3 separate regions of the Mus musculus genome follow, and all the other regions are linked to region 2. Evidence: chromatin loops called from intact Hi-C (ENCODE). Cell type or tissue: left cerebral cortex. All regions are shown on one strand.

Region 1 (8,000 bases), 120 kb after region 2:
GGCGGTCCTCCTACAATGTGTACCCAGGGCTACAAAGGAGTAGGCTCCTGAAGATGACAGGTTAGCGAACCCCTTCTCCTCAACTCGTGGCCTGCCAAAGGTCAGTTCCCGCACCTGTGGTGGCCTTTCCCCTCTCCAACAGCACTGTCACGGGACATTTGTTTTCATTTTCATGGTTTTAAATTACTGTTTGCACTTACTCTGATTTTTCCAATGTTTTTAAATACACTAAGATCTCATTTATTCCTTCTTCTTGCATATACTTATTCTCTGGGTGTGTGTGCTCGTGCATGTACTCAGTGCTTGTCACAACATGACTGAGGGCATGAGGTCAGAGGGCAACTTACAGTAGTAGGTTCTCGGCTTTCACAATGTAGACCACACACACACACACACACACACACACACACACACACACACACACACAATCTCTTGAGGGAGATGGAACTTAAGATACAAGGAAGAAAAGGGAGAAAGCTAGGTTAACGTGAAAGAGTGGAGGGAGGGCAGAGGCACAGACTGGAAGAGCCTAGGTAGGATCTGTAAGGTTTCAGGTGAGCGTGTGTGTGTGTGTGTGTGTGTGTGTGTGTGTGTGTGTGTGTGTGTGTGTGTATCTGTGTGTGTGTCTGTCTGTGTGTGTGTGTGTGTGTGTGTGGCGGGGGAGGGGCAACAGCTTCAGACTGGAGACACAGGCAGGGACTTCCTCAGACAAGGCCTCGTGTGAGGACACTGTTTTCTTAAGAAATCTGAGGGCAAAGATAAACACTGAGGGCTCGGGCAGGTGGCTGCCTATCAGCTCCAGTGTCTGTAGGGCACTGGAGGTCAGAGACACGGAGACCATCGGCATAGGGACCACAGCTCCGGGAGGACTTGATGGGGGCCTTAAATGGAGTCAGCACATGAGGAACATCCAAGGATATCGGATGGAGCTTAAAACTTCCATGACTGGGGAAAAGGCTTCCTCCGTAAAGTGCTCCAGACCTGAACTGTATCCTCAGAGCAACATAAAAAGGCTTGGGCTTGCTTCATCCTAGCACTAGGGAGAAGGACACAGACAGATCCTTGGTACTCACAGGCCATCAGCCTACCTGCTTGGGAAGCTCCAAGCCAGTGAGAGATTCTGTCTCAAAAACCAAGGTGAAGTACATTTGAAGACACACACATGTAGACATCTGCCTACGACATGTACACACACACACACACACACACACACACACACACACACACACACATGTATGCTCATATACTCAGTTTAAAATGAGACTTGGGGCAGACTCCTGGCAGGTGGGGTTTAAATGGGAAGCAGCTCTTACGGAAACGTCCTCTGCAGTGGGAGAACTGCAGATCCTTGTAAGCCACCTGCACTCAAAGGCTGCTTTGTGCAAGTTATTTGGAGAAGAAAAAAAAAAAAGAGTATTTTTGTTTTCCTTGCAATTTCATACCTCTGCAACTATTATGAACGGGGTTTTAAAAATCAAAAATACTACTGACTTGCATAATCACACCCAGAGGCGGCAATATTCAAAACAAGTCTGTGTTCTTTCTGGAAAGTCCTGGTTCAAAGACAAAAAAACAGAACAGAAGAATCTTTTGATCCTCATGTATTGACATGTGGCTCCAACACAAACCCAGGCTTTCAGACCTTTCTTTGATGGGACAACGGGAAGAACTGAAGGCAGTTAACTCAAGAGGCTTTGTCTCCAAAAAACAGAGAATTAAATACCAAACAAGCTGGGGGGCTCAAGTTCAAGGCGGCGTGCACCTGGCAGAATTGAACCCTGAATAAAACCTCTCTATGCAAAATTACAGTTTTCTAAGAAGAAACGACCCTGAAAAATTTTTCCCATGACCCATCCCCTCAAGAACATTTTTTTTAATATTTCAAAAATTCGCAGAAACCGGAACAAAGCAGTTTTAAAATCTCAAAGGGTCAGAGCTGGCTGGGATTGGTTTAAGAATGCATAATACATGAAAGACACCGAGGCTCTCTTCATAAACACAGCATCTTCATACCAAAGTGCAGAAAAACAAGGGGAAAAAATTAAACTAACACAGACCCCAGAAAACATCACATGAACAGAGATTCATGTCTGGCCTGGTCTGTAACAGACATTTCTCAAATGGACAGGCTTAGTCTTCGTGGGCTAAGTAAAAGAAGAAGAGAAAGGAAATAGGGTCATTCTAAAAACCAATAGCAGCGAGAGACAGGAGACCTTCAATAATAATCCAGGTATCCAGATTACAAATTAGGCAGGCAGGCAGGCAAGAGCCCCGGAGGCTATTCTCGCCCTCGGCACCCCCCACACACATACATACACCTATTTACACACTGCACCCTGCGATGCAATTTCTCTCAATTGCTTCATCTCCTATATTTTCATTAAATGAGTATTTATTATGTTGCTGCAAAAAAGAACCAAATGAAAATTCTTATTTTGAAACAGCAAACTTTTATGAAAACCAAAAAGAAACATGGCTTCAAATATGTCACCCATGAAATCATAGGAAAAAAACAGCTTAGCCAGTAGAAGGCAGGAGTAGGAAGGCTGGCTCCAGGACCTTCCAGGCCACACCCGCTTCCTCATGACAGACAGTAAAGACTGTTAAAGAGGGCAGAAATTACAAGGGGGCTCAGGCTCTAGAACTCTTTCGGGATCTCCTCCAGTTGGAGCAACAAGTTGCTACAATGTACCTGTTAGTTTGCTTCCTTCTGGGTTTCTGAATCGACCCCACCATGCGGTTAGGTGAGTGAATGTAAGGGCCACAAGAAATTTGGCTTTAGCAATGACAGAAAATTCAAAAAAAAAAAAAAGTATCCATTCCTGTGACGGTTTCGGTGGATCTGAACGTGCCCATTTTGTACTGCATTTGCAGTACATAGGCTGTCTGTCACACTGTGCAAGGCCAGCAACCACTGACTGAAACGCCCCTCAGCGGCTGTCATGTTATGAACTGCAGTGTCTCTACTGTGCACACATGGAGCTGTCTGCCCTTACAGAGACAATGCTGGAGGCACAGAAGCCAGCTGGGACTTCTCGTATTTCCTACCATCACTCAGCATGTATCACCCTCATCTATCTTTGAATGTTATCCTGTTAGAATGTTAGGTTTTAAAAATGGCTGTTCCCGCCGGGCGGTGGTGGCGCACACCTTTAATCCCAGTACTTGGGAGGCAGAGGCAGGCGGATTTCTTTTTTTTTTTTTTAATTTTTATTTTTTTAAAGATTTATTTATTTATTATATGTAAGTGCATTGTAGCTGTCTTCAGACATTCCAGAAGAGGGAGTCAGATCTCCTTACGGATGGTTGTGAGCCACCATGTGGTTGCTGGGATTTGAACTCTGGACCTTCGGAAGAGCAGTCGGGTGCTCTTACCCACTGAGCCATCTCACCAGCCCCAGGTGGATTTCTGAGTTTGAGGCCAGCCTGTTCTACAAAGTGAGTTCCAGGACAGCCAGGGCTACACAGAGGAACCCTGTCTCGAAAAACAAAACAAAAACAAAACAAAACAAAATAAAAATGGCTGTTTCCAGCTTGAGTTTTATTAAGACCGTCACGTGGATTTTCGTTTGGAATTAGGACAGAATATCCAAGAATCTCTGAAATGTCCTTAAGCAACACTGTCACTTTGAGGTACATATTCTTGAAAAGCAAGTATTAATCTCAAAATAGTAACAGACTGTGGAAAAAAGCATTCAGGGAAAGGGGTGCAGGATCAGAAACTTCAGCATCCCAAAGCCATGTGGAAGGGGTAACTGCACAGAGCTTTATAGATCCGCCAAAGGCACCCGCACTTTCCCCGTTCATCAGAAGGGCTAAGGCTTAGGGGTCCGTTTCCTTTCTCTCTGTTCCTCACCTGCCTTCCCGCAGAAGATCATCTGTGGCGGATGAGGTTCTCCAATGTAACTTCAAAAGGAAAAATGAGGAGTATTGAAAGAATTTCAAAGAAAATCTAATCGAACAACTGTAAACAAACTGCTATGGGTAGAGGAGGGCAGACACCTTTAACCCCTAAGAGGCAGGTGGGTTTCTGAATTTGAGGCTAGCCTGGTCTACAGAGTAAGACTGTATCTCAAAAGTAAAAGCCAAATAACTGGAGTTGTCCAGCAAAGTAAGGAAAGCGTTCTGGAGTTGGGAACTCACAGGGAAAGGAGAGGGAGGGGAGGCTAGCTTGTCTGTCAATCATTTCACGAGGGAGGGACAGACAAGCTAGAGCCAAATCTGTGTTAATCTTTTAAGTTTTGCTGGGCAGTGGTGGCGCACGCCTTTAATCCCAGCACTTGGGAGGCAGAGGCAGATGGATTTCTGAATTCGAGGCCAGCCTGGTCTACAGAGTGAGTTCCAGGACAGCCAAGGCTACAGAGAGAAACCCTGTCTCGAAAAAACAAACAAACAAATAAAACCAAAGGAAAAAAATCTTTTAAGTTTTACCATAAAAGCTTTAATTCATAATGTTTCTGACTAAAGAGAGATTAAAGGAGGCAGAGGTTCTGATGTCTTCTAGAAAAGCTTAAATTGCACGTTTCTGGTGGGGTATAGGCCTGCCTGAAGCACCGCGTCTGTAAGTTTGACTGCCCACCATCAGTGCACAAATGGAAAGTTTGGCTAATGAGTGACCCCAATGTGCTGGGCTCGTCCACAAAGCAAGACTAAAACTTGGGAGACTATATATTTAGAAGCTGTAAAACGTCTGCTCTTCCAAATACACGAATTATGAGTTAACACTGAAAATGGCAAAGAAGTCTAATTCTGAAACTACCTAAAATATCTTATTTTATTGCGCTGGATGTGAATGAAGTTTTTATAAAAAGAATATTAAAGTCACTATTCTGGATACAATCTGGAGGACCTGCCACCCTTCCGCCGAGGTCATCTCAGTCATTTCAGAATTTCTCACTCTGGTTTTCACAATGTGCTATTCCACTTACATCTAGGGCTCACACTGGGCGAATGTGGCAATTTGGACCACAAGATGTCTTCCTTCAAAGAGCAAAGGATTAGAACAGGCAGGGAGGCAACCATGAGGTAGCCCATGAAAGACTACTCTGAAATGAGCGCCTGCCAATCTTCTCCCCAGAGTGGTCATTAAAGCATTACCTTCGCATATACAAAAGCAAAGCCATCAAGCTCTTGCTCTTTGGTTGTGAGAGCTCTCTGCAGATTATTCTCTTCCTCTGCATTTAACATAACAACAGGTCATTTTCCCCTCACTCACAGCCCATCACAGCTGCAAACAGCAGGTTAAAAACAGGGGAGAAACCAATGACAGCACAGCCTCACAGCCCCAAAGGTAAACTGAGGCAGGAGCAAGGCCTAGAACCCTCTCCCGTATCCCTCTGGTAATTCAACCCTCCCACAAATGCTATCTCTATTCAGGACCGAGTATGAAAACGAAGTCAAATTCACTCCCCTTACCCTCAATATCTACCGAATGGTATGAGAGGATTTTATTACAAATAACAAAACCTCGTTAACATTTCAATATTCTCTTGAAGTATCCCAAGGGCTCATATACCTGTAAAACATCTGCTGTAAAGTATTTTACTGGAAAATGGTGCCATTTTGCTCACAATCCCTTGAATAGCAATTATCCATATATGTAAGCCCAGGCTATAGGTATAGTATGTAGCTGTCTGTCACGGATGAGGCCTTAGAGTCAATCTGCAATACTTCAAAAACAGTAACAATGGCAGTAAACGGAGACCATCAATCTATTGGTATTACACCATGCTAACTTCCCCAAACCTGAGTTTGGATTTGTCTTCTATTAGGAACCCAAATAAATCCAGAAGGGAGAATAAACACACACACAATGGCAGCCATCATGATTTTCTCAAATATTTTTATTTTCCTACTATCTAGACAGCCTTATATTAGTCATTACCAGCCATGCCTTTCACAGGTGATGCCCCCAAACCTGACTCCTTCAGCAGGTTCATGTCCCACCAACCCAAGAGCTGCACATTTATAAACAAAACTAAACAGTTAGACATTGTATGTGAAAGGTTACGTTTTTAAGGCAGCAAACGTTATCATTCTCGGCTCTCATTATTTTTCAAAAGACGGGAAAGAGTCACAAGGCAGTTCTGTGCCATTCTGAGAGAGAGAGGGAGAGAGGGAGGTAGAGGGAGAGAGGGAGAGACAGAGACAGACAGACAGACAGACAGACAGATCTGCGAAGAGTGCACAGATTCCCACAGCCTACTGGGCTCCTTCTCACTATATAGACTGAGAAGGAACAGGAGTGATAACAACGAGAGGCAACCAACTCTGTCATCTTCCTGTCCAGAAAGTGGAGGTGGCCTGAGACCCTGTGCGCACCCCACATGCCAAAGGCAGGGCGTATATTTAGAGCCAAGCAGAGTCTCAGTTTACTTGATTCTGGTTTACCTCGTCTTCTCAAAGTGAAATGAATCTGGTTCATTCTGGTAATAAATGTGACACTGATTATGTCTAAAACTCCGATAATACAGGAAGCTTTTTTTTTTTTTTTTTTTTTTAAAGCAGAAGTCTAGAGGGCTAGAGAGATGGCTCCGGTTGTTCAGAGAGGAGATTTCTCTTGCCAAGGAACAGGGTTCAGTTCCCAGCACCCATGTTGGGCAACACCTGCAACTTCAGAGCCTGGGGATGTGACATCTCTGGTCTTCCAGGGCATCAGCATTCACATGCATATATATATATGAGATATATTTTTATATATTATAATATACTTATATACAATATACCATGTATTATTATGCAATATATAATATGTATTATATAATATGATATACGTGTATGTATGTGTGTATATATACATATATATATATATATACACACATACATAAAATTAAAAGTGAAAATAAATCTAAGAACTATCTATCATCTTACCACCAAGCAACAATATTCTTACTATATTCATGGACAGCTTTTTAATTTTATTCTATGCATTATCACATATGTAATTGTCTTTATGTATTTATGCATTCTATGTATATGAGTGTTCTACTTTCAGAAGAGGGAATCAGATTCCATTACAGGTAGCTGTGAGCCACCATGTGGTTGCTGGTCAACTCAGGTCCTCTGGAAGAGCAGTCAGTGCTCTTAATCACTGAGACAGCTCTCCAGCCCCCAATTTTATTTTATTTTATTTTATTTATTTATTTTAAAGCAGAAGTTAGTCAGGCGGTGGTGACACGTGCCTTTAATCCCAGCACTCGGGAAGCAGAAGAATCTATGAGTTTAAGGCTAGCCTGGTCTACAGAGTGAGTTCTAGGACAGCCAGGGCTACAAGGAGAAACCCTGTCTCAAAAAACAAACAAAGCAGAAGTTGATGGCCAGCAAGATGGTGCAGTAGGGACAGCACTTGCTACATGAGCCTGATGACCTGAGTTTGCGCTGCAGAACTTGTGTGAAGGTCTAAGAAGAGAACCGACTCTAAATGATCACCCTGACTCTCATCCATGCACCGGGGCATACATGTGTGCATATGCACTTGTGCGCAATGAGAGTACCCTGTGAGAATGAGCATGCGTATGTGACATGAGTGAAAGACCCTAATGCATTAAACCAATCAACAGAAGAGACTTCCACCAGTCAGGCTGAGGGGAATGGCAAGGCCTGCTCCAACTACAGATGTTGACGGTTTTCAGAGAAGTACCAACCCTCCTCCTCCTCCTCCTCCTCCAGGAGGACTAAAGCTTAAGACTGCTCCTCTCCAGGGACCCTCTGGAGATGAGCTAACCTCATCCTCCTTCAGCTTATATTAACAACTACTGAGTTTCTGGGCTGCTAATGAATCTCCATCAAGAACGCAGGGCCCGCCAGATCCCAGCTTTTCTGTACATGTGTGTGTCCGTCATTCCCTGGTCCCAGTCAGGTCAATCCTAAAGCTGTGCATGTCCCTGATAATAATGAGGAGGAGGAGGGGAGGAAGTAGGGGAGGAAGAAGAGGAAGAGGAAGAGGAAGAGGGAGAATTATTATTATTATTATCATTAAGGTGGTGGCGTCAGTTATAAAC
Region 2 (8,000 bases):
TCCCCCCCTCCACCTTGCCTTCCCTCCCCTGGAAGAAAAAATGGCCAAGCAAGTTGCTGCTAACTCAGAAGAAACCTAGTCTCAAAGATGTACTGAGAGCCAGCACACACACACACACACACACACACACACACACCTCTTCCCCCAACCTTCCTCCTTCCCAAACAGGAAGCATTCTTAGAAGTCTGCATACAGAGCCACCCTGTGTCTCAGTTACTTTTCTATTGCCATGAAGAGACACCACGACCACGGCAACTTATTTTTAAAAGGATTTAATTGAGGGCTGAGTCCACAGCCGTCACCGTGGAAGCCTGGCAGCGGGCAGGGAGGTAAGTCCACAGCCATCACCGTGGGAGCCTGGCAGCGGGCAGGGAGATAAGATACTGGAGGAGTAGCTGGGGACTTACATGTGATCTGTAAGCAGGAGGCAGAGAGACTGCACCTGCCCTGAGTTTGAGGAATCTCAAAGCCCAGGTCCACACCTCCTCTAACAAGGCCACATCTCACAATTCTTCCTAAACAGCCCAACTGGGAACCAAACACTCAAACATGAGCCTACAGGGTTGCATAATAAGTCATCAGCACGCCCCACATGAATTTACTTAACAAACTCTGAGTACCAAGCACCGACGTGTTATCACTGGCCTCCCAGACTCTAGCTGGGTTCATCTTTGTCAGGCTCAGCTTGGTACCCTGAGGGCCCAACCCTCTGTACATAAAGCCATGTGTTATTTCATCTTCTGTATTTCTTACAGCAGACAACAGGTTAATGAATCACAGACAAACAAGTCTATTAAAAGTTTAATGAGAGACGGGGGCTGGACATTTTATGTGCGGAGGTCAGAGGATGCAGGATTGAAGTCAGGCACAGGCTACAGGGACAAGAAGGAAAGGGAGGTTATACCTAGGACCTGTTCTTAAGGGAGTTACATCAGAGAAGCTACGACCTTGAACCCAAGAAGAGTTAGGTGTGTGAACTCACTAATGACCCAGAGTCCTTTCTTCCTCAGCCCCTAACCCTCCACCCACCTCCACACCATCAGCATGAGATATCTGCCACGCCCATAAACACACCAGCACTTTCACACGACCACAATTTCCATTGACTTTTCTGCGCTTCCTCTCTTCCGTCTCTGTCTTCAAGTTCGCTATGAATATCACCTAAGTGTCTAAGGTCTTCATCTGAACCCCAACGTATGCAAACACATCCGCAGTTTCAGGGCAGGATTTTTGTCACCACTTATGAATGAGTTTATTATAGTTTTGCCTAACACCTTGTTCCTACTTTTTTTTCTTAGGTTGCTGTGACTGATGGTTTGTATATACTTGGTCCAGGGAGTGGCACTATTAGGAGGTGTGGCCTTGTTAGAGTAGGTGTGTCACTGCAGGTGTGGGCTTTGAGACCCTCATCCTAGCTGCCTGGAAGCCAGTATTCTATGTGCTAGCAGCCTTCAGATGAAGATGTAGAACTCTCAGCTCCTCCTGCACCATGCCTGCCTGGATGCTGCCATGCTCTGGCCTTCATGATAATGGACTGAACCTCTGAACCTGTAAGCCAGCCCAAATTAAATGTTGTCCTTTATAAGACTTGCATTGGTCATGGTGACTGTTCACAGCAGTAAAACCCTAACTAAGACAATTGCCTAGCTGTCACTGTGAATGCTGAGGGGGAAGGAACATTCACCAGGAGCATTAGCTGCCTACAAAGAATGGAGGGCATTGCATCCCCAACACTAGTGTTGCAGACAGTTGCTGTTTGGAATGAAACCTGGGTCCTTTGGAAGAGCAGTAAGCACTCTTAACTGCTGATTCATCTCTCCAGCCAAACTGGAATGCCCTTTATACCTAAGACTCACTTGAAGTTTCTCCCTGATTTTAATTCAGGACTTTAAAAGAATGAAGGCATCTCCAAAAGATGAAAGGAATAATAGTAAAATAATAATTTTTGTTACGACCTAAATGCTAGTGAGTATTCAAAGCACTTTGCATATGTTACCTACATGGGATATGTGTCCTTCCATCACCCTCAGTTTGTGCATGAGGTAACCCTACTTGCACAGGATGCCCAGCTAACAAAGCATAAAGAGTCAGACTGTCAGCCTGGCCCTAGAGCCCAAGCCTGTGTGTCTGGCATACTAGTAAAGTGCCTACTGTGTGCTACTGAGCAGCTGTCTTATGCCAGGAAGTTTTTTAATAAACCTCTGCAATTAAAATACAATTGCATCATCTCCCCATTTTTTTTCATCTCTCCAACCTTCCCGTGTACAGCTCCTTGCTGCCTCTGATGTCACGACCTCCTCCCCTGGGGAAACTGATTTTCCTGACTCTCAGCACTCCTGTGGATGGGGCCCTGTGAGATCTCCTCCCCCAATGACGACATGTCTGTTAGTCTTCTACTTCTTCAGGTCTTGTTGAGGCACCGTGGGTGACGCTTCCCTGCCACTCCCAGGAGACACAATCTTATAGCAGCTTTCCTGGTCTTCTGGCTCTCACAATCCTTCCACCCTCACCTTCCAAAATGTCCCCTGAGCTTTAGATACAGGAATTACATTATAGATTTGTCAGTGGAATTGGAAACCCCACAATCGCTTGTCCTCTGCATTTGACCCGATGTGTGTTTCTGAACTGATCTCCGGGAGCAGAGTAAGCAACTTTGACGTAGGGTGTAGTGCCAAGGTGTTGGATCCTCCATAGGGTGTAGTGCCAAGGAGGTGTTGGATCCTCCATAGGGTGTAGTGCCAAGGAGGTGTTTGATCCTCCAAAAGAACAGACAGGAGCCAATCTCACAGCAGGGTCTTTATTCTACTCAAGCTAGCTCTGACCCCCGCAATGCACGGCCATCACGCAGGATGGTTTTGGTGATAGGAGAACCTTGAATATCCATCGGGGCAAGGCTTTATTAGTAAGCAGCAAGAGGGGCTGGTGGGGGAAGCAGTGAGTGTGCAAGTATCTAACTGTGGCCTTTAACATAATTGCCTGGTGCTGGGAGTCATATCATAAACTTAGTTCCTGCTTCTCTCTGCATTTGGTGGTTTTTAGCCAGGATTGTAAATAGAGGTGCAAGTTTGTTGGGGGAATAACCTAGTTGGGGGAGATGCTAGTATTGTTGGGGATTAGCCTAGAGACTGGAGCTAGGCTCAGGTTTTCTTGGAGGGGGGCAACTTGGAATCTAGTGCTAGGTACCAGTCTGTTAGTTTACCTGCGTTCAAACTTAGGTCAGGTTCTCTAAAACGGGGTCTGAACTCAAAAGATTTGGCCTCTCAGGATAGCACCTATCTGCAGTTATAAGGATACGTGTGTAGAATGCGGTTAGAAATTACACCGGTTTAAAATGGTGAAATGGGTGGTGGTAATAGACTCCTCTAAGATCCATGACCTCACTAGCCCCAGGTGGTTGGCGAGGTCTCCCACACCTACCACGGTTTCCCTCCTACCGAGTGGACCAATTACACTGAAGAGTCCAAATAGACCGGTGGTGGTTACTGCCAAGATACCAATGCCACCGTTGCAGCCTCAACGTGCCTGGCCATCGCTGTACATCACCAACATCACTGGTGTTGCAGCTGGGTAGGAGTATTGGTGGCTTCCCTCCCTTGAAAATGTGCCTAGCAGGGCTGGAGAGATGGCTCAGCAGTTAAGAGCAGTGACTGCTCTTCCAGAGGTCCTGAGTTCAATTCCCAGCAACCACATGGTGGCTCACAGTCATCTGTAGTGGGATCCAATGCTCTCTTCTGGAGTGTCTGACAGCTACAGTGTACTCATATAGATGAGTTTTGTTTTTTTTAAAGAAATAAAGTGTGCACAGCAAAGATGGCCTCAAATTGGGGTCCCTACCTGGGGTACAGATTATATATGAGCACTTTTCTGGGAAATATCGTTTGCTTTTCTCTAGGGGATCAGCTAAAACTGTGTCATCTGATCATTTTTGTCTCTTGTATTTTAGCAAAGCAAACATAGATATTTGTTAAAGTTAAGTAATAAAACCCCAGAGAGTGGGAAAGTCTTCCAAGATACTCTCATTTTTGCCTTTCTAACGTGTGATGATCTATCATAGATTTCTACCAGGTAAATTGGGAGCAAATTAGCTAGGACGTCTGCAACTGCAGTGATTGTGAGGATAGACTAGGCTCGGGGCTAAATATGGTTTTACAGTTGAGAGCACCTGCTGTATAATCTTAAGGACAAGAGTTCGGATCCCAGAGCCCAGGTCAAAATCCGAGCAAACCACTCCAGCTCTGAGGGGTCTGAATGTCCCCTTCTGGCCTCTTCTCAGACACACACCAATAAGCAAAATTGGAAAACTAAAGACTAGATGAGGCTCTCCAACTAATCAACTTATTTGCTGTCCTATCCAAGTCTTGTTAAGGAGGTCACCCCCTTGCTGTGGCTGTACCCTTGGAAGTGAACATTGCCTCCTGCTGTCTCCAGCTCCACAGCGATACATTTGGCTTGAGAGATCGTTTAATATGTTTGTTGAATGAATAGGAAAGGGACCCAGGACAGGTTTCTATATCCATACAGTCGTCATTATACATTCAGGCCACACTTAGAAATATAAGAACAGGCACAGCACCTAATAGAAAGAACTTTCCTACAAGGAACAGGAAAAGGCACTACCCTGGAATGGCCAGCAGAGGGCACCACACACCAGATGTAGTGAACGTTGGCTCTGTGTTTTGGAGCACAGGTTCCTGCAAATCAGAGGAAAGTTAATAGAACACCCACCAAGGTAGAGAATGGCTCAGTAGGGCTTTCTCTTCTGTGGGGCTGTGTTCCCACACAGCAGCCCTTCTCTTCAATAGGGCTGTGTTCTCACACCAGCCTCTCTCTTTGAGATATAAAGGTTCCTGATGCCTCCTTTCGTCAGATGCTATTTTTTAGAGCTTATTAAGAAAAGACCGCAACACTACAAACTATATTAAAGTGGTAAGTCTGAAGTTCAGGATATGAAACTGCACATGGGTTTTCATAATTACTTGTTAACAAAACATTTGATAGCCCAAAGCACAGAACAAGACAGAAGGATCCAATGCGTGACTAACGGTCGCTCTTGTACTGGCTTTTCATACGCTCGTGCACGCTGCGCACACTTACTGTACACTAAGACAGAGTATACACGCATTTGACATGGCATGCAGTGTTTATGCATACCAGCATGTGTCTCTGCGAATGCAATGGCAGGAGGTTCTTGGCTAGTTACGTAGTCGGAGCTGCTCTGGATTCTCCTAGTGCATTTTTAGAAGTGTCAGTGCTCCCTGTCTCTCCAGGGACTCTGGCCTGGTGATAAACCTAAAACTGTCACCAGTATTTAGCTGTTGGAAGAAATGTTATTTTGTGTTTCAGTAGCTTGTACTTGAGAAAATGTCAAGTCCGGAAAAAGGAAACTTTGTAGAGATTGACTAAGCACACGTGACCCACTGGGTTTAGTGTTGGTAAACTACAGCAAGCCCAGGAGTCAAGACTGGTACGGACACGCGCCTCCAGCAGCTCTGAAGACTGGCTCTGTGCCAGTATTTTTTTCTAACTGCCCTGAAGCCCTTGGGATGTAATTAGCAAGGACAGTAAAGGGCTTTTAAATGTGAAATATGTTGTGTAAATGCTAAGCCCAGGAACCACACAAAGGATTTGCATTTCTTGGCCATATTTCTCAACCAGAGACAACTTGATGCATCTTGTAGTCAGTTTCTCTTTTGCAACCTAAATCTCTCCAACCTTTCGTCTGGGGAAAACAAAAGGAGGAATTTTTAATGGCGTTCCTACAAATCAAAGACCTAAATTACCTCTTTCATGACTTCAGGAGTGGAGTTCCTGCTTCAATGAAATGCCGGGTTTCACTGTGGGTTTTTTGGATGAAGGCCAGGCAGTCCTCCGACTCCTTGGAGGCAGGTGTTGGCCAGAAGAGGGACAGACTAGGTGCTCCAGGAGAAAACCAGACACCAATCTACTCTACTTTTTGTTGTTTTGCTTTTGTTTTTGAGATCTTTTTATCTTTACTTTTAAAAATATTATTATCATCATAGTCTATATCAAGGCCCATAGCAATAGTAACAAGGTCTTTCTTTCTCTCTTTCTTCCTTTCTTTCTTCCTTCCTTTCTTTCTTTCTTTCTTTCTTTCTTTCTTTCTTTCTTTCTTTCTTTCTTTCTTTCTTTCTTTTCTGAGACAGGCTTTCTCTGTATTTCCGTGGCTGTCCTGAAATTCACTCTGTAGACCAGGCTGGCCTTAAACTCAGAGATCCACCTGCCTGGGCCTCCTGAGTGCTGGGATCAAAGGTGTGTGCCACCATGCCAGGAGCAGGTTTCTTTTTTGTTTGTTTGGGTTGTTGTTGTTTGAGACACGGTTTCTCTGTGTAGCCCTGGCTGCCCTGGAACTCACTCTGTAGCCCAGGCTGGCCTCTAACTCAGAAATCCACTGCCTCTGCCTCCCAAGTGCTGGGATTAAAGGCGTGTGCCACCACTGCCCGTCAGGTTTCTTTTTAAAGCGTAGTATTAAATATTAAATGCGCCGAAGCTTGACCGGAACTCAGTTTTCTAAGAGGAGGGTTCTTCTAGAATTCTTCCTCTTGCTTCAGCAAAGAAGTTGGTTTTAAAGGCGCTTGGGAAATTCCTCTCCACCCCCTCCGATGGGAGCGCTTAGAGCGAGGGGTTCGGTAGAGCCGCCTTCAAAGCCATAGTGGGATTCCTGACAGTTGGGGACTCCATGGAATTGGGCTAAAGCTGCTGCCACCACCCGGACACGGAAAATCTAATGAGACTGGAACCATATGTCAAAGTTTCCAGGAAAGAAGCGCTCAGGAACCTGAGCAGCATGAAGGCCGGCTCCAGGGTCTGTACCACAGCTAGCTGAGGAAACGCTCGCCCATCTGACCCACCGTGGTGGCCTCGACAAGGTCCTCGGCAGTAGTAACATACATGGCGGGTACTGCACCACTCAAGCCCCAGGAGCATGCCTGCTCTTGTCTGCTAATTCTTAGGAGGGGCAAACCGGCCCACTTTGCCACAGTGAAGGCAGAAATGCACGTGATGGAGAGGTAGAGGAGCCGTGGCTGTGGGGAGCCGGAAGGGGGAATAAAGCCAGGAGACGAAACTCCTATAACCAGTAGAGCGACTCCATGACTCTTCCATTTTATATGTTACAAAACTGTTGTCATATTGACAATGCTTCAATCTTGACTCATAGTCGGGGCCCCTTGGACCACAGCTAAGAAGCTCCCCTGAATGGATGTTGCGTGTGATGAAATGAATCCTGGAAAGACTTCATACATAGCACCCTATACTCTGCTCAGAGCCAGTAAGACCTGGGTCAGGGCTCTCGCCATCTTTATACTGACTGTTGACAGCTTATTTTTTCCCTTCTTGGATTTGTGGACATCAGTATTTACAGAGGTTTTACATATATGGCTGTGTGCATGTGCACACACCTGAATATGCTCTTTTTTGAAAGACCTGCATTGCATTTTTGACAGACTTCTGTAGATTTCACGTTAAGAAAACAATAATCCAGCTGGGCAGGGTGGTGCACATCTTTAATCCCAGTACTGGGAGGCAGAGGCAGGTGGATCTCCAAATTGGAGGCCAGATTGGTCTACAGAGTTAGTTCTAGGGTAGATAGCCAGGGCTACACACAGAGAAACTTGTTTCAAAAAACTGAAAGGAAAATACAATGCTTGTGAAAGATGCTTACCATCCTTAGTTGTGGAGATCAAATTAAAACTATACTAGCATATTACCATGATGTAATAGATGACTGAAATTAGACACAGAGACTATGTGGCACTCTCAGTACAGATGGTGGGAATATAAAATGATACAACCACTATGAAAAACAATTTGGCTTTTACTTACCATGCTGGTTAGGTTTTTGTTTTGTTTTGTTTTGTTTTTTGTTTTTTTGTTTTGTTGGGCTTTGTCAACTTGACACAAGCCAGGGTCTTCTGCTAAGAGGAAACTTCAGTTGGGAAAATGCCTCCATTAGAATTGGCTGCTAGGTAAGTCTGTGAGCC
Region 3 (8,000 bases), 470 kb after region 2:
AGCACACCCTTACAAACATGCACAGAAATATATGTCCACACAGAGACTCACACAAACAAGTATGCATACACACAAGCACACACAGAAAAATATGCACACATATAGGGACATGACACATGTCTACACACAAATGCACACAATATGCACACAGATGTACACTCATGCATGTCGTGCATACATATATACATACACACACACATACACATGAGTATGCATATGTGCATACATAGGTACACATATACATCATCGTATGTCCCAGGAAGCTGTCCCTTGAAAGTGAAAATGGAATGGCCTTATAGCTCTGAATAAGTGAAATTCATTTTAGTTTTGTTAGTACTTATCTTTCATATGACAGATGATATGAAGCACTTCTTTTCCAAGCCCATTGGCATTGATAAATAGATACATAATTATTGGCTTAGAAAGAAGCGAAGATATCACCAACCACCCCCTTTAGGGGAATTATTTATATGAGAGCTAGAAACCAAGAATTATAGAATAGAGTTAATACTGATTATTTAGTTCATGCAAGGGCAATTCATAGAATGCTTTCTAATTATAAACTATTTAAGTATACATATTTATGTGTGTTGGGGGTGCCAGTGCATTCACATGGGTGTCAGTGGATAACCTGCAGGGAGTTGGTCCCTCTACTCCTTCATGTGGGTCACAGGGACCAAACTCGGGTCATCAGGCTGACCTTCACCCACTGAGCCCTCTAACTGGCCTAATAAATAGATTTAAACATTGAATTTGTGCATTAACTTAGAGCTAAGACAGTCACCATCACATCTACCAAGAGTTATCTAAATGGGACACTTCAGGGGTCATCTGTTTTGACTGAGTGCTAAATTTGGGTCATTTTTTTCTTTTTGGTAGTGTTATCATTTGGGTGGGGAACGTCCGCCGTGGGCTCATGTGTTTGAACTCTGTTCCTCTAGTGGTGGCACTGGTCCAGATGGTTATGGAACCGTTCGGAACCATGACTTGAGGCAGGTCGGCCATTGTTCTTTACTAGATAGCAGAGTCCTATTTCCTGTCTGTTCTCTCTTTGCTGACTATAAAAGCAATTTTCATATGTGTGTCTATGTGTATGTGTGTATATGTGTGTGCATATGTGTTTGTGTGTGTGGTGCATGTGTAGGTATGATGTGCACATATGTGTTTGTGTGTATATGTATGTGTGTGGTATGTATGTGTGTGTGGTGTGTGTGCATGTGTTTGTGTGTATGTATATGTGATTATATATACATATATATATACATATACATATATATATATATACATATATATATATAGTGTGTGTGTGTGTGTGTGTGTGTGTGTGGTGTGTGTATGTGTGTGTGTGCGTGCACTTGCACACATTTCTTGGAGCCTGTGTGGAGGTCAGAGGTCTTTTAGTTGTTTCTCTTCTACTTGTTGATGTGAGCTGCTCAAAGTGACTCCATTTTATTCTAGTTTCGGCTAACTTCTGGCTGAAAAGCTTCCCAGTGCCCTCCCACTCCCCAACCCCCCCCCCCCACTAACCACATCCTGGTGGCAGAACGGTCTCATGCAGTCACACCTGCAGCTTCCGGTCTCATGCAGTCACACCTGCAGCTTCCGGTCTCATGCAGTCACACCTGCAGCTTCCGGTCTCATGCAGTCACACCTGCAGCTTCCGGTCTCATGCAGTCACACCTGCAGCTTCCGGTCTCATGCAGTCACACCTGCAGCTTCCGGTCTCATGCAGTCACACCTGCAGCTTCCGGTCTCATGCAGTCACACCTGCAGCTTCCGGTCTCATGCAGTCACACCTGCAGCTTCCGGAGGTCCACTGTTTTACAACACAAAACCAATTTGTTTTAATCAGATGAACTGAAACTTTCAAAACTTCTGCCCCCCACCCCCGGCCCACACCTGGGGTGATGTGATTGTGGGGTTTGGCTTAATAAACCCTACTCTGCTTCTGAGAGTCCTGTCTGTCTTGAGCCCACTGTTTTGAACAAAGGACTCTTAATCTGACCTGCAATGAGTGGTGTTCTCCTGGGTCTTCGGGGCACAGCAGAGGAAGGTCTCTGTTTCAGTTCCTTCTATGTTGCTGTCATCAAAAGCAGGATCAAAAGCAAATTGGGGAGAAAGCTTATTTTAGTTCATAGGTTCATTATCTTGGAAGGCAGGGCAGGAACCTGGAGGCAGGAACTGAGGCAGAAACCACAGAGGAGTGCTGCTTACTGACCTGCTCAGCCTGATTTCTAATAGAACCTTGGACCACCGCTAAGGAGTGGCAGCATCCGCTGTGGCCCCTATCCCATTAACAGTCAAGAGGATGCCTCATGGGCTTGCTCAGAGGGCAGCCAGATTGGTGTAATTTCCCAGTGAGGTGGCCTCCTAGTTTGTGTCAGCTTGACAAAAACTAACCAGTGTAGTCTTCTCCCCCCACCCCCTCACCCGCCCCACTGTGCAGCCTATTCCAGGCTGGCTTGGCCCCTGATCTTTTAGGCCAGTCTCCGGTCTCCGCCTCTCATCTTTCTGTGAGAGATTCAATACAGCAAGAACTTTATACCCACTGAGCCATTGCTCCAATCATCTCTGTGCTTCTTAGAATAAAAAACTGATTTTGGCAGCTTTAAAACTGGTATGAGAAAAGCACATGATTCTAGAAGAAAACAATGCATATTGTTTTGAGAAGAAACACTGGCCTGTTATGCTGCAGCTGTTGCGATGAAGTTATTTCTCCAGATAGCTGGCTTTAAGGCAAAAACAATTTAGACCCTTTTAAATTGAGGGCTTAGTCTTTTGGAAAACTAAAGATTCACTGGGTACAAAGAAAATGATTTATTGTACCAATTATAGCCTACTGGCATATGAAATGCTCGTTTTATGAGCCGGCCCTGCCAAATGTCCGGTTATTTCAGCCACTAAAGTCTATTTTTATGGAAATAGATGTCTGCTCTCATTGGTGCCGCCCCTGGCAATACAGATGGGCTATTTGTCGCTCTGTTCCAGCCTGTAGAAAGCCTGGTTTGATGTTTGAGTTGGATCTGAACCAACTAGCTTGTGATGGATGCCGGCATCTACTTGATCCTCCCTCGTGATCTTCAGCGTTCAGGTCTGCTCTAAGCACGCATACAACGCTGGTCCCTGAAAGCACGGGCTTTCCCATCATGGCCTTGGGCATTTTAAGAACTGCAATGTGAGCTAGCACGGTTGACTGCTTTCAAATACTTCCCAAATGTCATCAGCGTAAATAATCTTTTGTCTCTTATTTATGAAAGGACCACTGAGCTCATAATCAGAGGTCCTTTATGACGCAGTTGTTTTCTGATATGTAATGAATGAATGTAGCCATTCTCTCAGGATGGGGTGAGGGCAATTTTGAAAACATGTTTCTGAATCGATTTCGTTTCACACTAACTTTCTCTTAAGGTCTGACCGCCTCTTGTTTCTCTCCGAGTTTCATTTGTTTTTATAAAGCGCCCTCTTGTGGTTTGAGTGAGAATGGCCGGGGCTCTTAGGTTGGAATACTTGGTCTCTAGTTGGTAGTCGCAAATAACATTGCTATCAAGGCATCACTAGGATTCATTTGTTTCTTGCTTTCCTTAAAAAATATTTTAGATTTATGCCTGTGAGTGTTTTGCTTGCATCTATTATGGGTACCCTGTGTGTGCAGTGCCAGAAGAGGGCGTCAGAGCCTCTGCACCTGGAGTTAAAGATGGTTGTGAACTACCATGTGGATGCTGGAAGCTAGACCTAGGTAAGTCCTCTGCAAGAGCAGTCATTTTTAGTCCCATTTCTTCCTTTCCTTTATTTATCTAACAGATGTCTGTTGACTGCCTGCCATGTGTAAGGGTCTGCCAGGAGCTAGGCACAGGGCACTTAAATGTAAATGACCTAGAGAGAGCATGTATTTGTTTTCTTTGGGGTCATACGATGGCTCTTCATGCCCCCATCATAGTGGTACCACTGTGAAATATTTGCCAAGCCTTCACGTAGTGCTAGGCACTGAGATACTAATCGTTATTTGACTATGAATTTTTCATGATCCTACTTGTGCACGAAGGCACTGGTATGTAAGCACCCATTAAGAGATCTGCCCCCATACAGCTAGCTAACTCTCATTGTTTACACATCTAATACAGCTTTATAAGATTTTAAGTTTCAAAAGGGCCTTGCCTCGGTGTGGCTCAACCTGCTTCCTCTGACAAAATGGTTGAATTTCTCAAAGTCAATGCAGAGCCAAGCTTCTGTGGACCTTTGTTTGTTTGGACTTAGCACGACACACTCTGGTTTCTCAGCAGGTAATGGAGAACCCTCCTGCAGAAGGCTAAGCTACTCACCAGGCAGATCTGGACTCTCCAGGACAGTTTTAGCTCTTGCTCATCTAGGACATAAGTCCAGTCTCTTCTTTCTCCCCAGTGTTTTGGCAGCCTCTGTGTCTCTTGCCAAGTCAGTGTATTCCCTTTACAGTCTCTTGTTTGCACTGTAGCTCTCCCGGCTGGTGTGTCTGCAGATGTGAAGTCTCGAATGGAGTCTCCGTCTTCCCTTCTCCACTTAGTGGTTTATATGTTTCTCAGTGTCATTTCTGGATACGCTTGATGCTTTTCCCCCTCTTGAATGTGCAGACGTTAAATCAGCAGATGTACCAGAAGTTGCTACACGGCTTTGTCAAGCTTTTTCTCTGTCACTTATAGGCAGTTAATATTGGGAAAGTTGTATTAGCTGTATATATCTTAAGTTCCTAACTCAAAAAAAAAAAAAAAAAAAAAAGCAAAATGCCTCTCTTAAGAGGGTGCTGGAAGAATCAAATAAAATAATACAACACTTCCCATGGTAAGACATTGATAACAGTTGGCTTATTATTCCTGGATTGGTAGAGAATGTTAATAACTTCCATCGGCATGTGTTTGTGAGAGGTGGTAGGACCTGCCAGGACCCCATGGGAGAGCTGGAGGGGGGAGGAAGGATAGGGCTCAGGATGGCAGGTGAGCTTATATCTGATACCTGGAGGTCCAAGCAGGAAGTGTGGAAACAGAATTGTTGCTGAGTTCTTGCACTTGGTTAAAATATGAGGCTAAAGAAGTGGGGAAGATTTGTCAAGGCATAAGAAGGCTCATTTTCTTAGAGTGATGTCTGTGTCAGTCCCTCCTCCCCGTCTTCAGAAATGACCACCAAACTGTCCTGGGAAGAAATGGCACCAAGAACTGAAGGATGAGGAGAAACCACGGGAGCAGATGCCACAATTAGGTCATGTGGTGAAGGGCCAGAAGTCAGCGTTGGGATCAGCCCAGAGCAGAGCAGAGAGTGTGAGCCCTGGGCTTGTGGAGTTGGGCTGTGGGCCTGGTTGTGGGGCAGCTGCTGTGAGCAGGGAAGCTATGGAGAACCTGGCTAAGTTGTAAGGCCCTTATAATCAATGAGAACTTAGCTGTGTGTAATCAGATCTCTTATGGGGCTGCCTAATGCACACTACACTCTGCTAATGCTGTCTGTCAGTGTGGCACAGATAACGAGAAATAGATCTGAGGGCGATTTTTAGAGGAAAGGCTTTGCGGCTACAATTCATAGTCATTTTCCTTCGTGATAGAAATGGAATGTTTCATTTACAATCTTGTTTTTATTCACATGGGTAGTCTGAATAATGCTTTCATTAATGTAAATATGTATGGTGTATTTAATACTTATGGTTGGAGAAATGATAGGGAAAACCCCCACAAGTTAAGTTTTGCATCTTGCTGTCAGTATAAATTGTATTTAGAAGGACGGACATTGGTCTGTGGGATTAAACCCCAAGGGAACTTCACCGTACAAGAGCCCATGGTTGTTTTAGGTTGCAAGGCAGAGTTGATTTAGGAATTAGTGTCTTATCTAAATTTTTTATTTTTCCTAAAGGTAGGACTTTCTCTTCCTCTCTTCTCCTTCCCTAGCTGCCCTTAGTTGCATGGCAGGGAAGGACTGTGGGCTACTCCTCACACCTAACTATTCACCTCTCTCCAAAGTTCATAAATGACTGGCACTTCATGTTCTTGCTGGGCCTGGCTGATAGCCAGGGGTGTCTGGCTATCCCAGGCTATGGAGGCTCCCTGGCTAGTCCTTTTCACCTCTTCTCCTCTAATGTGGCATGCTCCTCACTCTTGACTGCTGCCACTCTCCCTTGGCGTCTGGATTTCTGGATTCTGTTGGAATCTTCTTTCCCTCTCACCCAAAGCCTTAGTTGATCTTGAAGGACCTCTGCATGTCAGCCCAAGTACATTGATTCTTGCTATCTCTCTCTTTCTCTATGTAACATCATTATCTATCTATCTATCTATCTATCTATCTATCTATCTATCTATCTATCTATCTATCTACCTTTATATCTACCTATATCCATCAATTTATTTACTGGTATGGTCTCTTTATGTATTTCAGGCTAACCTCAGACTTGTGATTCTCCTGACTCATCTTCCTGGGTGCTGGGATCACTGGTGTGCAGCACTATGCTTGGCAACCATTTTACTTTTAGAATTATTGGATCTGGGGCTGGTGTGATGGCTCAGTGGGTAAAAGCCCTTGCTGCCAACCCTGACAACCTGAGTTGAATCCAGGGTACCCACAAGTGGAGGAAGAGAACAACTCCGTAGAACTAACTTCACCACATTGTTCTCTTGTGTGCACACAGAGGCACATAAAAGAGTAAAGCACTCACTGGATCTTTAGTTTTGGAGAATAAGCACACACACAATTTTCTTTGTATTTCTTGTGTCTAACTAACTTAGTGTGTCTAATTCTGGGACAGTTGAACAAATGTTTGCCAAACTAAACAGAAACAGAGAGAGTTCTTGGACTCTGTAATGTCTTAGGAATATAGTCTTTTTCCCTGGCTTGTTATCACTAAAAGATAAAACGTCATTATAACTACTCAAAAAGCCAAAAACTAACTAGTGACTGTGATTTAAGAACCACTCAGGAAACCAAGTGGCACGAGTCCTTTATCTTGTCACACCAGTCTCTGGAAATACCAAGATCAGAATGACTTAGGGGCACATTTGTCCTCATAGTGATCAGGGGGTGACATTTGCCCACGTTGTAGCTCTTCAAAGGTCTTCATTTAATAAATGCATATACGAAGAAAATGCACTGCTGACCATGACTTATGTGCCTGCCTTTCAATCCCAGGATTCAGAGGTAGAGGCAGGAGGATAATTAGCCCACCACCAGCCTGAGTTACATAGTGAGATTTGGATTCAAAAATAAAGAAAAAATGTCAAGCCAAGGGGGAACTCAAAAAAATACTTTAAACATTATTTTCTTATGTGTATAGGTGTTCTGGCTATATGCACACCACATGTATGCCTGGTGCTCATGGAAGCCAGAGGAGGGTTTCAGATCCTCTGGAACTCGAGTTATAAATGGTTGTGAACCACTGTGTGGGTACTGGGGATTGAACCAGGGTCTTCTGGAAGAGTGCCAGTGCTCTCAACTGCTGAGCCCGTCTCTAGCCTCCACTAAGAGAACGTTTGGATTACTCCTTTTGTTTTGTTAGCATAAAAGGTCACAGTGTAATAGCAGTGGTGTTGGAAAAAGCCTGCAGTCTGGCCTGTTTTGGTGACAGCTTTCTCTTAACACCCGATGAAGAGAGTGGCCCTATCTGTTGTTCCTTCATGCACCTATACACTGCCCATTTACTTCCACACACACCTGTGTACTGCTCACCCTGGGGCTGATGTGTGAGCCTGCATCAACGTTCCCCTCACCTGAGGCTGTGTGCAAGCATCTTAAGACTAACAAGCTTCCATTGCTTCACATCGTCCATAGGCTAGGAATCTAGGAGATGCTTCTCCGAGGGGCTGTGGCTCAAGCTTGCTCTGTGGCTTCCGTTGAGAGGTGTCTGGCGAGGGCTGGATTCTCCAAGCCACTACTGGGTGGCTAAGGCTGCAGACTGGGGGCTCTGCTCCCTCTTTAGGGCACCCCCGCAGGTTGCTAAGGGTGCTGTTTTCTCCAGAGCAGGGATATAGGACGAAGTCAGCATGTTCTCAGGGCAG

What was found. Peaks named below come from ENCODE experiments on the same cell type or tissue, not always from the same donor. Only the 100,000 strongest peaks of a DNase experiment are listed, where the experiment ranks them.
Region 1: it touches region 2 in a loop (2.7-fold over the local background); 2 of 42 quality-filtered maps call a loop at or near these places.
Region 3: a loop joins it to region 2, with 5 times the contacts of the local background. A loop is called at or near these places in 41 of 42 quality-filtered maps.

The regions. Positions count from the first base shown.
Region 1 is chr5:105,747,772-105,755,771 of GRCm38, reverse strand. All of the region lies in intron 2 of Lrrc8d (leucine rich repeat containing 8D), which reads right to left. Among named protein-coding and RNA genes, the nearest start is that of Gm42166, 47 kb to the right of the region's middle. In left cerebral cortex, no CTCF peak of the experiment used is centred here; a DNase peak (open chromatin) is centred at 4,699; H3K27ac peaks cover 232 bases.
Region 2 is chr5:105,865,470-105,873,469 of GRCm38, reverse strand. No RefSeq gene overlaps it. Among named protein-coding and RNA genes, the nearest start is that of Zfp326, 7.1 kb to the left of the region's middle. In left cerebral cortex, a CTCF peak has its summit at 4,622 (motif pointing right); DNase peaks (open chromatin) are centred at 335 and 4,634; H3K4me3 peaks cover 206 bases.
Region 3 is chr5:105,395,633-105,403,632 of GRCm38, reverse strand. It overlaps Gm26519 (predicted gene, 26519), which reads right to left and starts at 2,407. Exons shown (of 3, transcript NR_166586.1): 1 at 2,006-2,407; 2 at 1,528-1,816. In left cerebral cortex, a CTCF peak has its summit at 3,473 (motif pointing left); DNase peaks (open chromatin) are centred at 3,059 and 3,458; H3K4me3 peaks cover 642 bases; H3K27ac peaks cover 1,035 bases.